2 separate regions of the Homo sapiens genome follow, and region 1 is linked to region 2. The links are chromatin loops, found by intact Hi-C in ENCODE. Cell type or tissue: endothelial cell of umbilical vein. All regions are shown on one strand. Each heading gives the region's core, and the rest is flanking DNA. Links, peaks and the distances in the headings are about the cores only. Region 1 overlaps CHN2 (chimerin 2). Region 2 overlaps CPVL (carboxypeptidase vitellogenic like).

Evidence for each region. A loop is a pair of places that touch in the nucleus more often than their neighbours do. Peaks named below come from ENCODE experiments on the same cell type or tissue, not always from the same donor. Only the 100,000 strongest peaks of a DNase experiment are listed, where the experiment ranks them.
Region 1: it touches region 2 in a loop (4-fold over the local background); 3 of 110 quality-filtered maps call a loop at or near these places.

What each region holds. Positions count from the first base shown.
Region 1 is chr7:29,305,540-29,312,430 of GRCh38, reverse strand. The region is part of intron 1 of CHN2 (chimerin 2); the gene reads right to left. Among named protein-coding and RNA genes, the nearest start is that of CHN2-AS1, 100 kb to the right of the region's middle. RefSeq lists an enhancer at 2,031-2,599. In endothelial cell of umbilical vein, for the core only: a CTCF peak has its summit at 2,949 (motif pointing right); no DNase peak of the experiment used is centred there; H3K27me3 peaks cover 389 bases.
Region 2 is chr7:29,109,671-29,116,561 of GRCh38, reverse strand. CPVL (carboxypeptidase vitellogenic like) reads left to right here. Exons shown (of 13, transcript NM_031311.5): 3 at 3,740-3,858. Among named protein-coding and RNA genes, the nearest start is that of CPVL-AS1, 33 kb to the right of the region's middle. In endothelial cell of umbilical vein, for the core only: a CTCF peak has its summit at 2,519 (motif pointing left); a DNase peak (open chromatin) is centred at 2,601; H3K27me3 peaks cover 75 bases.

The DNA.
Region 1 (6,891 bases), core at 912-5,911, 200 kb before region 2:
TCCATTTTACCTACAGTTTGAAAGAGAAAATCACATTGTGCTTGATGAGTTTTGATCAACTGTTCAAAAAAACATATTTGGCAAGGTTCAGGGGAACGGAAATTAAGAAGCAAGGGAGGGAGAGAATGAGGTAGGAAGAAGCAGGAGGGATTGAGATGGTTTCTCAAGAGAACAGGTGGAGCAAAGCAGAAAAAAAGTGGAAAAGATAAGCAAGAAAGAAGAGCATGAAGAAATGAGAAATGTAATGCCATTTCAAAAAACTGTTTTCAAACCATTGAGAAGCAACAGGCAGTCATGATTCGACCACTGACAGCTCGCTTATATGTGACCAGTTACAGAGCTCTGATATGACAAATGAAGGATTTGTATTAATTTCCAGTACTGTAGTTGCCTCAAATCATACCCAAAATTTAAAAGAAGAGAACTAGAGAAGCATGGATACAGGAGTAAAAATGTCATCTAAATATTACCTCAATCATTTACCTAACTTGCCCTTGACATGTTCTTCTAGAATCTAAGTCACCCCCCTCCTCCATTATTGAGGGCAAGACTCTTGATCTGTTTTCTTGCTTATTTATTTCAGGTGGGTGCTTAAAACAATGCCTGACACATGGCAGATGCTGAGTAAATACTCGTTGCCTAAATAGCCATTCAATCAGTGTTTATTATGAGATTCCTACATGCCAGCCCCTGGGCTTGGCACCAAAAAAATACAGATAAATTTAACACATGATCCCCCCTCTACAATGTGGTAGGGGAAGAGAGACAAGTGAAAGACCTTAGAAATATGAGAAGCAGCAGCAGATATATATGCTCAGCATAGAGATGCTGGAGCCACACTGCCTGTGTTTGAACCTGAATCTTATTAGTCCCTATCTGTGATGTCTTTGCAAGTTGCTTAGCCTCTTTGTGCCTCAGTTTTCTCATCCGTGAAGTGGGGCTATGATCCTCACAGGGATACAGCCAGGATACGGGAGAAATATAAAGTACCTGGCACAAAGTAAGTGTCAGGAAGCGCAGTAGAGATTAAAAGGTTCTGTGAGAGGATTCAGAACAAAGAGTGAGGCATAAAGAAGGATCAGTTCTGGAGACAAAAGTGGGGACTGCCAGGAAAGACTCCAAGAGAACACGTGGCCCTTGAACCTCTTAAGATGGATCACATTTGCCAGGTTGTCGGTGACAGGAAGGACAATGGAACGGTGTAAGTGAAAGCCAGGAGGCAGGGAGTCCCATCAACAGGTGACAAAGGCAGGGGCAGGGAGAATATGATGGAGGGACTGGATACAAGAGATGCTAACAAGGCTGAATCTACAATGAATCTACAAGGCTCGGAGACTTATTAAGTGTGCAGTAGGAAGGGAAAACATCTGTACTGAGGACAGACAGAAAAGCAGGTTATGGGGCTTTTTAAATTGCACATTAATGACTTGTTTTGTTGTTTAAGAATTCTTTCAATAGTTTTCTTTTTAATAAACAAGTAATTATTTGGAGAATTTAGTCAATGTCATAAACTGAATGCTTGCATCCCCCTAAAATTCTTATGTTGAAATCCTAACCTCCAATGTGATGGTGTCAGAAGGAGGGGCTTTTGGGAGATGATTAGGTCATGAGGGTGGAGCCCCCAGAAATGGGATTAGTGCCATCTAGAAGAGACTCTGGAGAACCACCTTCCTCCTCCCACCATGTGAGGACACAGTGAGGACACAGGCCCTGTTTATGAATCAGGAAATGGGTTTTCACCAGACACCAAACCTGTAAGAAACAAATTTCTGTTGTTTATAAGCCACCCACTCTGTGATGTTTTTGTTATAGCAGCCCAAATGAACTAAGACAGTCATCTAATTTTTAAAATACCATTTTAGAATTTTATATCACCTTTCAAAACAAATATGTATTAAATACAGAAAATTTGGGAACTACCGTTGGGCACTAAGAATAAAACAACAATCACTCATAATCCCATTTACTGAACTAAGCATCCCGTTTCAATCTTTATATTTTCCATTGTTTATATTTGTATACATTTTAATTGCAAATACAGGATCATATGGTACCCACTGTTTTGCAGCTTGATTTTTAAAAATTAAACATGAATGTGATTATATTCATTCAATATTCTTCTACATGTTCAATTTTAATGGCTTCAAGTATTCCACTCTATGGATGTATCATAATTTATTTTTATCTCCTCCCTTATGTGAATGTATAAGTTGTTTCCAGTTTTTTTTCTATTACTGAACATTCCTGTTGATACATCTTTGTCCACATACTTGATTTTAGTGTTCATTTTAATGTATTTTATCCGTGTAACCATGTTGAAGTAAGGGAAAGTAAGTTAAATGTAGTTTATTGTACTCTTCACAAGAATTAATCCAGCCACAGCTTCTTGGTCCCCCCACCTAGGAAATGCCATGTGCCTGCCCCATGAGAGACAGAACAAGGTGGGAGAGGCCCATTTGAGGCAGGGAGTCCTGCCTGGCCAGTGCTTCCAGGGTACAGGCACTTGGGCCCCTTCAGCAGCATTCCCCAGACCCTAGACAACCTGGATCCATGTAACAGCCACAGCAGGGCCCATGAGCCCGCGAGGTCTCCACCCTCACCTGCAGGAGATGAGGCAGCAACCAGCCTGCGTGGCAAAGTGGCCCAGCACCTCCCTTGGAGCCCTACTCAGAAAATGGGAGGAGAAGCACATTTGGTGGCAAGGCCAGAACCTATTCCCATCAGCTCCTTGATCTTCGTGAATCAACAGAAGAAAACACAAACTCCCGAAGTTACGCAACTGGATTTGATTATGCATCATTTATTTCCTTGGGTTAGGCATTCCACTTCTCAGACTGCCACATGCCACTAGCTCATGCTAAGCCAGAAAGGACAATGACAATGGGAAAGAAAAGGAGAAGCAAAATTAGAAAACTCCTTCATCTGAGGTGGCATGCTCCCACCACCGGGGGCCACTGTGAATATATTAATAGGAACAGGTGGTAGGAGGAGAGGAGCCAAATGCTTTGTCCTCTATGAGTGGAGAAGGGAAGGGTGGGGGAAGAGTTAGGATGGTATCTGAAAGGGTCTACACTTTCTCAGAAATACAAGAGCAGAATTAATCAACCCAAATAAGGAGAGCACTGCTACTCTCAGGCTGCTCATCTGGAAGACTGGACTCAAATTCTACAACCCAAAGAGCGGTGACTTTCCAAACACTTTTTGAACCGTAGGCCAAAGTCCTTTATTTCTAAAAACAAAAACAAAAACAAAAAAAAAGCTTTTGGCTGCTTCTTGAAATTTATTCTTGTAAAAGACTATGACCTATTTATTCTGTCCTTGCTATAATAGTGGATACCCTCTAGACAAGGTCTATGCTTTCCATTCATTCACTTGTTGGGTCATTCATTCATCATCCATTCATCACATACTAATAAACTATTCTTGGTGGGTAATCTACTCTGTGCAAGATGTTGCATTGCCAGGTTTGTGCACATAGTAGTGAGCAAAACAGACATGTTCCTATCCTCACACCCTTCTGGTCTTGGAGAGGAACACAATTAACAAAGAAGCCAAAAAATTATTGAGTATAAAGTGCAATGGAGGAACTAAATAAGGTGTTTTCATAGAGGCTAATGAGACAGATCTGCTTAGCACGGTTATAAGAGGCATCTCTGAGGAAGGGCAGAACAGGGCTATTATCCACCCAACTACTGAATTTTCCTCCTGGGCACACAGGAAGACTACATGCCCAGCCCTTCACATCCAGGTGAGGCCATATGGAATGTGGCCCAGGTGATGTTCATTCCAGGCCCAGCCCACACAATCCTCCACGCATTCCTTGCTCCTCAGCAGGTGACTGCAGAGATCCTGCTAAGGATTCCGAGAAGGCACCGGGGGAAAGAGAGGTCACAAGCTGGAATGGTTGGTGGCTGTGTGGAACAAAGCAGAATCCCAATTCCTATCCCAACACACACACACACACACACCCCAACCACCTTGCACTGTGACGTGAGGGACACGTGCTTTATTGTTTTAAACCACTAGGATATTGGGTTGTAAGTGATAGCACTTAGACTCTTCTGACTAACAGAGGAGGAAGGGTTAAGCTAAGGCCTAAAAGATGGGAAGAAGCCGGTTCTTGGAAGATCTGGAATAAGGGTATTCAAGGCAGAGGAAACAGCATGAGCCAAGGGCCCACGGCAGGAAGTCTGAGGAATGGAAAGACAGCTGGAGGAGTGGGAGCTGAGAGAGTGCAGCGTAACATAAGGTAAGGCTGGAAAGACAGGAAGGAGAGAAAAAGCAGGAGCTTGTAGACAACAATTAGAGTTTGGATTTATTCTACATTCTCCATACTTTTCCAACTCCTTTGACACAGTTATTTGTATGCCGAGATACCCAGTAGACACTATTAGCTGATTTATTTAAAATGACCAAAAATCCAGAAAGATGCAGTGCTAAATGCATTAGTTTTCTACTGCTGCTTTAATAGATTAGCACAAACTCAGTGGCTTAAAAAAACAAGAATTTAATATCTTGAATTATGGAAGTCAAAAATTCAAAATAGGTCTCATTAGGCTCAAATCAAGGTGTTTTCTGGGCTGGGTTCTTTCTGAGCAACATCACCTGGGCCACATTCCACATGGCCCCAATTGGATGTGAAGGGCTGGGCATGCAGACTTCCTGTGTGCCCAGGAGGCAAATTCAACAGCTGGGTGGAGACGCTAAGGAAGAATCTATTTTGTCCACCTTCCTTGACTCCTGGTCCCTTCCTCTCTTTTTCAAAACCCAGCAGCAGAGCATCCTTCAATGACTCTCTGACTCTCACACTCTACTTTGCCTTAAATGGGCTCTTGTGATTACACTTGGCCCACTCGGATAATCCAGGGTAATTTGCCCATCTCAATCAAGGTCACCTGGTTAGCAATCTTACTTCATCTGAAATCTTAATTCCCACTTGACATGTAACAACATATTCACAGGGTCCAGACATTAGAACAGAGACATGTTTGCAGGGACCATTATTCGGTTCACCACAGTAGGAATACCATTACTTGTAAATTGATGTTGACTAATCATACTCACCAACCTTGTAACTCATAGACTCCTTTTATTCTTTCCCTTCAAACTGGATGATTTGAAAGATCTGATCTCCAAAACAAACTGAACTTATTATGTAGTTACTGATAGATAATTATTCCATTAGCTTTTTTATTAGGCTTTTAAAAATGTATAAAAGAGGCTGCAGACCCCTCAAAACATCTGAAGTGATTGTAAGTTGGGAACCATTAGATTTACAGACAACTGAGCTTCTCAAATCTCAGTTCCCTTGGTCTGGTTAAATGATTTAGCTGAAGGCGAATCAGCGAACACTGATAGGATATATCCAGGCACATCTCTTTCCTGCTGTCCCCAAAATGAGAGATTACGGATGTCCTCTTGAAAATGTCACCATAAGAAAATCATACTCTTAAGAGGAAGGAGGCTTGGACGTTACTAGTCACATCTTTAACGCTGAGAGCTAATTATTCCACATGCTTCACACCACTGGATGGAAACACTCATTATTGTGTTAGAGGACAGGAATCTGGCAATTCTGCAGAATGCAAATCACCCAAAGCCATTCCACTCAAGCTGGCCTGATTAAGTTTGCTGTCAGCCCTCAAGGATGCTAACAAAGCTACTGGGACAGGAGGGAGTTCACGGCAATTCTTACATACTGATTACACTGGATTAAGTGATTTGCTACATTTAAATAATAAACAATACACTTGAAAAATCACCTTGAACACAAGATTCCCTGGACATTTGTTCCTGGGGATGAATGTGTCACAGGGCAAGGATATAACAGTTCATTCAGCATGTGCTCTATCGCCTTGGGCTTTAACACCCAGGGTCCCCCTTTCCTGCCACAGCCCCTCCTCTCAGTTTATACTCATCTTCTGACCAATCAGCACTCTCTTAAGTGACACCTCACAAAGGAATTTTGCCTTCCCATCACATCTCTTCTACATTTGCTGCTTTGTGAATCCTCTATTATTTATTAAACAAGCAACTCAATCAGTGCGTTCCTCCTTTCTTTTGCATGATGCCAGTACCTCCATTTTCAGAGATACCAATAATTAACTTCCTAGCAAATGCTTACCTTGACTGCAGTTTTTAATCTTCAGATATCCTCCCAGGAAACTGATAAGGCAATAGAATGCTTTCAAGTCTGCTTCTTAAGACACCACCAGTTTAGGGACCAAAGATTTATTGACTTACACAGTGCGCTATTGAGTAAATCAATGAATAATCACATACCAGCTTCCATAACAAATCCTAAATAGGCCCTAACTTATGACGGGACAGAAAGTAAAATTATGGTATTGGGAACATCCTGAGATACTTGTCTGACAACGATTGTGCATTTGGCCCACAATCTTCACTGCTTCTCCTTTAGCTATACCATTCCAGCAGAGCTAGAAGTGAGCATTCTAGATATGAAACACAGAAATCTAATATAGTAATAAAGATTCAAGTAAGCATGTGTCTAAGTTTGGATGGGGAAAAGGAGAGGGAAAGAGGAAGGGGTTGGAGGGGTAGAAAGAGGGGAGAAAGAGAGAAAGGAAAAGGAGGAGGAGGAGGAGGAGAAAGACGAGGAGGAAGGAACGGGAGGATGGAGGGGAGGAGAAGGGAGGAGAGGGAAGAAAGATTTACATATGAAATAGATGCACATTCTTTTTCAGAAGAGTAAAATTTGGGCCCAAAGAGTTAGCTTCTGGGCAGCCAGTGTGGCTTTCTACACAAGTAAACTTTATCAGGCTTTTCATTCTGCGCAATGCCAATCAAATAGCTAACTCTACAATTGCTTTGATTACTAGTCTCTAAAAATTATCCAGCTATTGACCCAACTTTCCATTTTATCATGCT
Region 2 (6,891 bases), core at 552-5,551:
TTTTTGAAAGTGTTAATATCACAAACATTGGTTGCAGCAGTAAAAAACAAGGAGGAAGTAAAATCACTTCAAAGAAAACCTTTTCCTTTTTAAAACTGTTCTAAACATTTGTATTGTGAGTCATGGTGCTGGAAAGATAGAAACTCCTCCATCTTGGGAGTTTGTTTTCCACATTCCATTAATAGAAGGATGCACAGGACATTTGAAAATATAAAAAGTCATTTTAGTTGATGACATTTTAAATTATTTTACTGGGATTTAGTTAGTGGAAATTTAAAATTTGAAACAGGGCAAAACTTTTTTTATGGGCTAGAGAAAAGTTCTAAATTTCTTAAGATCTTTTAGCAAGGTCTGCCTTAGGAGGTTTTTGTAGAAATAAGCCAATCTTGGTGCCTTGTCAGTAGGGCTTGTTTTAGTTCATTCATTTATTGACTTGTTCATCCATTCATTTGTTAACATTCATTCATTAAAAAGTATTTATTGAATGTCTTAGGTGTGTAAGTCAGCATGCCGAGTCCCAAGGTATGCAAAGTTAAATAACACAAATTCCCCACTTTCCAACCTCCTGACCTAGGAGGGAAGGTCTGAAACATACTCAAGTAAAAGGTAGTAGAGAAGCTACTTTGGCATCCTCAGGAAGGGAGGGATGAGTGAACATCTGAATCATTTGAGAGCAGTCTGTGGACCCTGTGTGGTGCTGGTCTTGGGAGAGATAGATTGATTGAATCATCCTTTCCTCTGTTCCATTCCCTCCAGCTCCTTTCTATTATATATTTTCTCTTTTTCTCATTATACTTTGACCTTTCTCATTTTTGTGTTGTCTTTCTCAAATCCTCTTCTTCCCATTTACCTCTCTGTGGTCCACATCTCACTCATTTCCAATCCACAGTTTTTACTTCTCTACTCTCCTTTTTTTTTTTGGGAGGCAGGGGGTGGTATCTGTTTGATTTTGAGAAGATTAATAGTTTTGCTAAAAATATTTCAAAAGCATTTTAAAGGCTGCCCAGCCCTGGGGGGTGATCTTTCTCTGGGCTAATTAAGAGTGGAAGTGAAGAAAGGGAGAAGAAAAACGACAGATGGCGGGAAGAGTGGGAGGGGAGGAGTGGCAAAAACCACTTTCCCCAAACACCTCCCTTTTCTTTCTCATAAGATCCTCACCTCTCTCTCTTTTTCTCTGGCTTTTTTTCTGATGGAGGAGGGATAGACCTCATTGGGAACAGAATGTGAAGACCAACAGAGGTTGCATTAAGCAATCTTCCCTGGGAGAACCAGGCTGAGCCAGAAAAAGGAAATTCTTCTAGACTTCACTTGGAGTGGCCAAAGGCTAATGATAACTTTCCCTTCCAATTGACTGAACCCATATTTTATGTGCAGTGCTAGGCTAAGGGTTCATATGCATTTTTGTTGTTTGATCCTCACAGAAAGCCCAGGATAGCGGAATCAGTATTTATATTTTGCATAAAAGGAAAGAGGCTCAGAGAGATGGAGCAACTTGCTGGGGAGTCCTAATCTAGTTAGGATTCCAAACCCAGGTCTGTCAGGCTAGGAAACCCATGCTCTTCTATTGTGCTAGCCTAACAGGACCCTCAAGGACCACCTGTTGAGACCTTTCTTTTGTCCCCATGACCTCCTCTGCTCAGAGGTGCTCCCTGTTCCTAGTCAGCAGGTGCATTTCACAGACAGCAACAGTAGTTCTGCTCCCTACCTGCCAGCTTCTTTATATAGATTTTACATGTGGGGGCTCTTTTAATCCAGGTGGCCCACAGGCAGTACATCTTCCATAGAGGAGAAACTGAAGAACAGGGAGGTTAAATGCCTGTATGGTGGGTCACCAGCTGGTCTATAGGAGCACTAGGATCAGCAAAGGAACTGTGTGGTCTAGATGAGAGGTTTTCCTTTTGAGAGGCATGCCTATATATATGTTTTTTTTTTGAGACAGGGTCTCGCTGTGTTATCCAGGCTGGAGTGCAGTGGCATGATCATGGCTCACTGCAGCCTTGACCTCCTGGGCTCAAGTGATCCTCCCACCTCAGCCTCCCGAGTTGCTGGGACTACAAGCACTGCCACCATGCTCAGCTAAGAGGCATGCCACTACTTCCCTTCCCACTCCTTGCCACCTGCACCTTCTGACTCACTCTAGTTGAAAGCCCTGGGGGAAGGAACAAACTCTGCAGCCTGACTGCTGTGTTTAATCCCAGCTCTCCTCTACTAGCTGGCAAGTCACTTAACCTCTCTGTGCTTCAGCTTTCTTATCTGTAAAGTGGGAATGAGAACTATACTTCCCACATCATGTAAAGCCCTGGTATTCTGGCCTTGTAAAATAGGAACTAGTGGTCCCAAAACAGCAGTGTGCTGGTAAAAGTTTAGCAACCAGCCCTTGCAGTCAGGACCCTGACTTGTAGCATCTATTCCCTTGAGTGTTAATATTGTCACCTTGGCTTATTTTATCCTGTCAATGTCTCTGAATGCTGAGCTGGGAAAAGATGCTAACAATTAGCCTTCCAGAGCCTAAGGGCTCCACCTACCGTCAAAGGCATCTTTAGTCGATGGCATGTGAGGAGTCAAGCTTCCTGACCTACTAGCCAGTCTCCAACTTAATATGGCTCAGACTTACATCGCTTTTCTTGAGTGACTGGTTCCTACTGGGGACACATTCTTTGTCACCACTAAAGGATTCTTCTTCACCCAAACTTTCCCTTTTACTTCGCCACCACATTCTGCTGTTTTCTGTTCCTTTGCCACTCCCTTCCTGACCACTACTTCCCTTCCCACTCCTTGCCACCTGCACCTTCTGACTCACTCTAGTTGAAAGCCCTGGGGGAAGGAACAAACTCTGCAGCCTGACTGCTGTGTTTAATCCCAGCTCTCCTCTACTAGCTGGCAAGTCACTTAACCTCTCTGTGCTTCAGCTTTCTTATCTGTAAAGTGGGAATGAGAATTATACTTCCCACATCATGTAAAGCCCTGGTATTCTGGCCTTGTAAATGTCAGCTCCTAGTAGCATTCTTTACTCCTGGGCATCCTTGGCTGTCTAAGCATCCCCAATTACTCCTTCCCTGTGCCTGTCCCAATGGTGCCATAAGAACGCCAGGACCCCTGGCCCCCACAACTGCCCCATTGTCCTATTTGGCTCCCCCTGAGTAGCCATGAGGTCACTCCCAGTCTCCCCACTGTCCACCACTGTCCACCTTTCCCCAATGTCCACAGCCACCCACACTCCCATATGCCTCAGCCCACTCCTCTTAGTAGATGTGACAGGCTTTTTGCCTTCATGAAAACAAGAGCGTGAAGGACACAGGCCTTCTCGGGGCGAGGCCGAGAGCTGCTTCACCACATTGTTACTCTTGCACCCCACTGTTTCAGGTCAGGTTACTTTATCCTGCTCCTTTCCATGTGGCCCAAGGTGATCACCTTGGTTTATGCAAGGTGTAATGATAGGAGATTTTCTTTTCTTCTTTTTAAAAGAACTTAAAAAAAACCTTATTACAGCTTATAAAATATATTTGGGCACCCCTCCCCAAAGGCTTAAAACTTTCACATATCCTTGGCTAAATTGTGAACGTGGACTATGTGGGATTGGCCAGGGGCAGGCTGGAATTTGCTGAAGGAACTACCTGTCATACCAGTTCCCTTTTAGCTTATCTAATCACTCCATTTCATCCAGACTGAGATAGATGGCTCACATTTTTGTTGTTATTGTTTTCTGTAATCCTTGGGTAAATTTTTTTTCCCCCACTAGGAAGAGAATTGAGTTTGGTCGGCCCTTTCCCAGGACTGAACATGAAGAGTTATGCCGGCTTCCTCACCGTGAATAAGACTTACAACAGCAACCTCTTCTTCTGGTTCTTCCCAGCTCAGGTAGGTGCCCAACAGAAAGAACACCAGTGTTCAAGACCTGGCTTGCCGTTTGAGGGTAGAAATGTTAGCCTACCGAGCTACAGGTCTTTAAAAAAAAATCTCATAGATTTTTTCTAAAAATAAGATTTTTGTTTTTCTAAAAATAAGCAAACCTGCATGGTGTTCCTATTTATGGGCAGGAAACAAATGTTTTCTGCGGGAGTGGGAAGTGTCCAACTTCTAAATTTCTTGCAGCCTTATTTGGAGTGTTAATACTACCACCTTCTTCCTGCCACAGTCTTCTTCCTATCATTTTGTTGTATTTTTGTTCTAAAAATACTTAGGGCAGGGATGGGTCAGGGGAGCCCAAGGAGGATAGGAAGTAAGGAGATTCCTGAAGTGAACAGGTAATGCGTGGCTAAGTATGTTTATATCTAGTCAGCCATGGCCTTGTATAGCTGCGCTGTCTGTGGACTCCTTCATGCACTCAGTACCCACTTATTGAGCATATTCTGTTCTGTGGGGGCCACAGAGGAGACAGAACTGAACTCAGACTCTATGGATCTTTAGAAGATTGGGAGGATTGCCGATCTAGGAAGGCTTCTGGCAGGAAAGGCCATCACTTTCCCAAATCTCTATAGACAGAGGTGGGTATGTTTTTCTACTTCACCAATCCTATGTAGTTCACCTCTAGATTATGCCATTCTTCTGTATGAACAAGACATTTTTAGCTTAGAGGTGCTGTTGCGGGTATTGCTGGAAGCGCTGAGAAGCAAATCTTATTCCACTGCAGAGTAATTTTCTGTTTTCATCCTCCAAATTGGATTTGTTTTACAGGCTAGAGAAAGCAAAGAAAAAGCTATCCCTATGGAGGGTGTTATTTATATTTTCATGTGATTTGCATATAGCTGGGTTGCATCTGTAGTAACTGAGTAAATTGCTTGGTCCAGGGTGGTTTTCAAGTTACGTTGTTTCTCCTGGTACTATTGAGTTATATTTTCTTGACTTTTCTTTCCTGCTCTCTCAACTACATGGCCTCTGACATAGTTCACCCCAAAGCAGCCTGTGGTGGGATGTGGTCAGGTTGGGGCATGTAAGAAATGGTGAAAAATTCCAGATCCTTTGTCGTTGGGCTCACAGTAGCCGTCAGCCTGTCGTCTTTTCTGGAAGGCTTTCTTGGCCCCTAGAGAGGGCTTCTTATTTCTTCGTCAGTGTTGTGTTGAGTGAGGCAAGTGAGATGCCTAGAGCTTGCAATGCAAGGAGACACTCACCCTGAGGGTCATACAAGTGCAAGGTCAGCACTGGAGCCTGAGCACCCTCCAGTGTCTTGCTTGGTGCCTCCCATAGGTAGAGCCCAACTGGGAGCCAGGTGGAATCGGGTGGTCTAGCCCATAGGGGTCTGCCTAACAGGGCACAGAGCGGGATGGAGGAGAGTGATAATAGGCCTTCCCAGTCTCTTAAACTTTATGCCTTTCAGAAATATTCTGTATGTGTGCATTTTTTATATCATATCTATTGATGTCATTGAATGCAGTCATTTATCTGCAGTAACTTCTTTATATTAGTTTTCTCTTGCTGCTATAACAAATTGCCACAAACTTAATGTCTTAAAACAACGCACATTTTATTTCACAATTCTGCAGATTAGAAGTCTGACACAGGTCTCCCTGGGCTGAAATCAAGGACCAGTAGGGTTGTGGTACTTCTGGAGGCTCTAAGGGAGAATCTCTTTTCTTGCCTCTTGCAGTGTCTAGAGGCTGCTCGCATTCCTTGGCTTATGGTCCCTTCCTCCAGCTTCAAAGCCTGCAAAGGCAGCCTGAGTCCTTCTCACAGCACATAATCTCCATGGTCATGTTTCCTTCTCTGACTCTTGTCTTCTACCTCTGTCTTCTAAAAGGACTCTTATGATGACATTTGGGCCACCTGGATAATCCAGGATAATCTCCCTATTTTAAGGCCAGTTGATTAGCAACTTTAATTCCATCTGCAACCTGAATTCTCTTTTGCCCTCTAACCTAACATATTCTAGGAATTAAGACACTAACATCTTTAGGGAGTTATTATTCTGTACAAAATGGATACTTGAACATTTGCCTAGATTATTGAGTCTCGATATGTTTTCTCTCAGGGATTCTCACATGTTATTGCATACAAGAATTCTCTGACTTCCCCCAGAGATTCTGACTTGTAAATTGGCAGAAGCCAGCAGGTTGCAGAATTACCAAGTGAACCATTCTCTGTGAAACCACTCCAGCCTATGGGCCACTACCCTCTGCCTGAAGCTCCTGGCTGAAAAGTGACCAACACGCCTTTTACCAGAAAGAAATGCCTACAGCAGCCAAACCCAGACAGAGGTGATGTGTTTCCCATGTTGAGGGTTGAAATGAGGGGAGTGAAGAGACCTGTGCAGCCTGTGGAGGTTGGCTTCCCTAATCCAGCTTGCGGATTCTCTAAGAACTGTTAGGACTGCTTCCCCATCTTCTTTCCACTCTAGTCCTCCTCCCCCACTCTAGCTGGAGAACTCCAATTCCTTACTTTCCCTTCTGCTTTGTTACTTGTTTTTGACACCAGTCAGTTCCTTGTTACCCTCTGAATGTTGAGTCTTCTTTGGTAATGATCCAGATTTGTAAAAACAGGAACTAAGGGTGAGAGAAGAGATCAGATGGAAACAAAGCAAAAACCCAGTTTTTTTCTTTCTCAGGTTGCCTCTGGGCAGGTGAACAGCTATGTCTAGAATGTAGGTGGTGCTTTGGCACCGTAAACCTGTTCATGGAAAGGAATTTAGTTTGCATGCTCTACTGGTTGCCAGACTGAAGTCTGAAAACCCCCTTCATTAAACAATGACTGGACTGTTGGTTTTTGCTTTTTCCCCTTAATTAAATGAAAACCTAGCTGTGCATCCCCTGACCAGGTTATGTTCTTTTGAGTCCAGTACTGTAGCCATAAACACAACCTAAGATGATCCCAGGAGACACAACGGGAAAGAATGTCTTTAAGTGTACATGGTGTTCTGGTGAGAGTGATAGATGAAGCTTCGGGAGAAGAGGGGCAGAG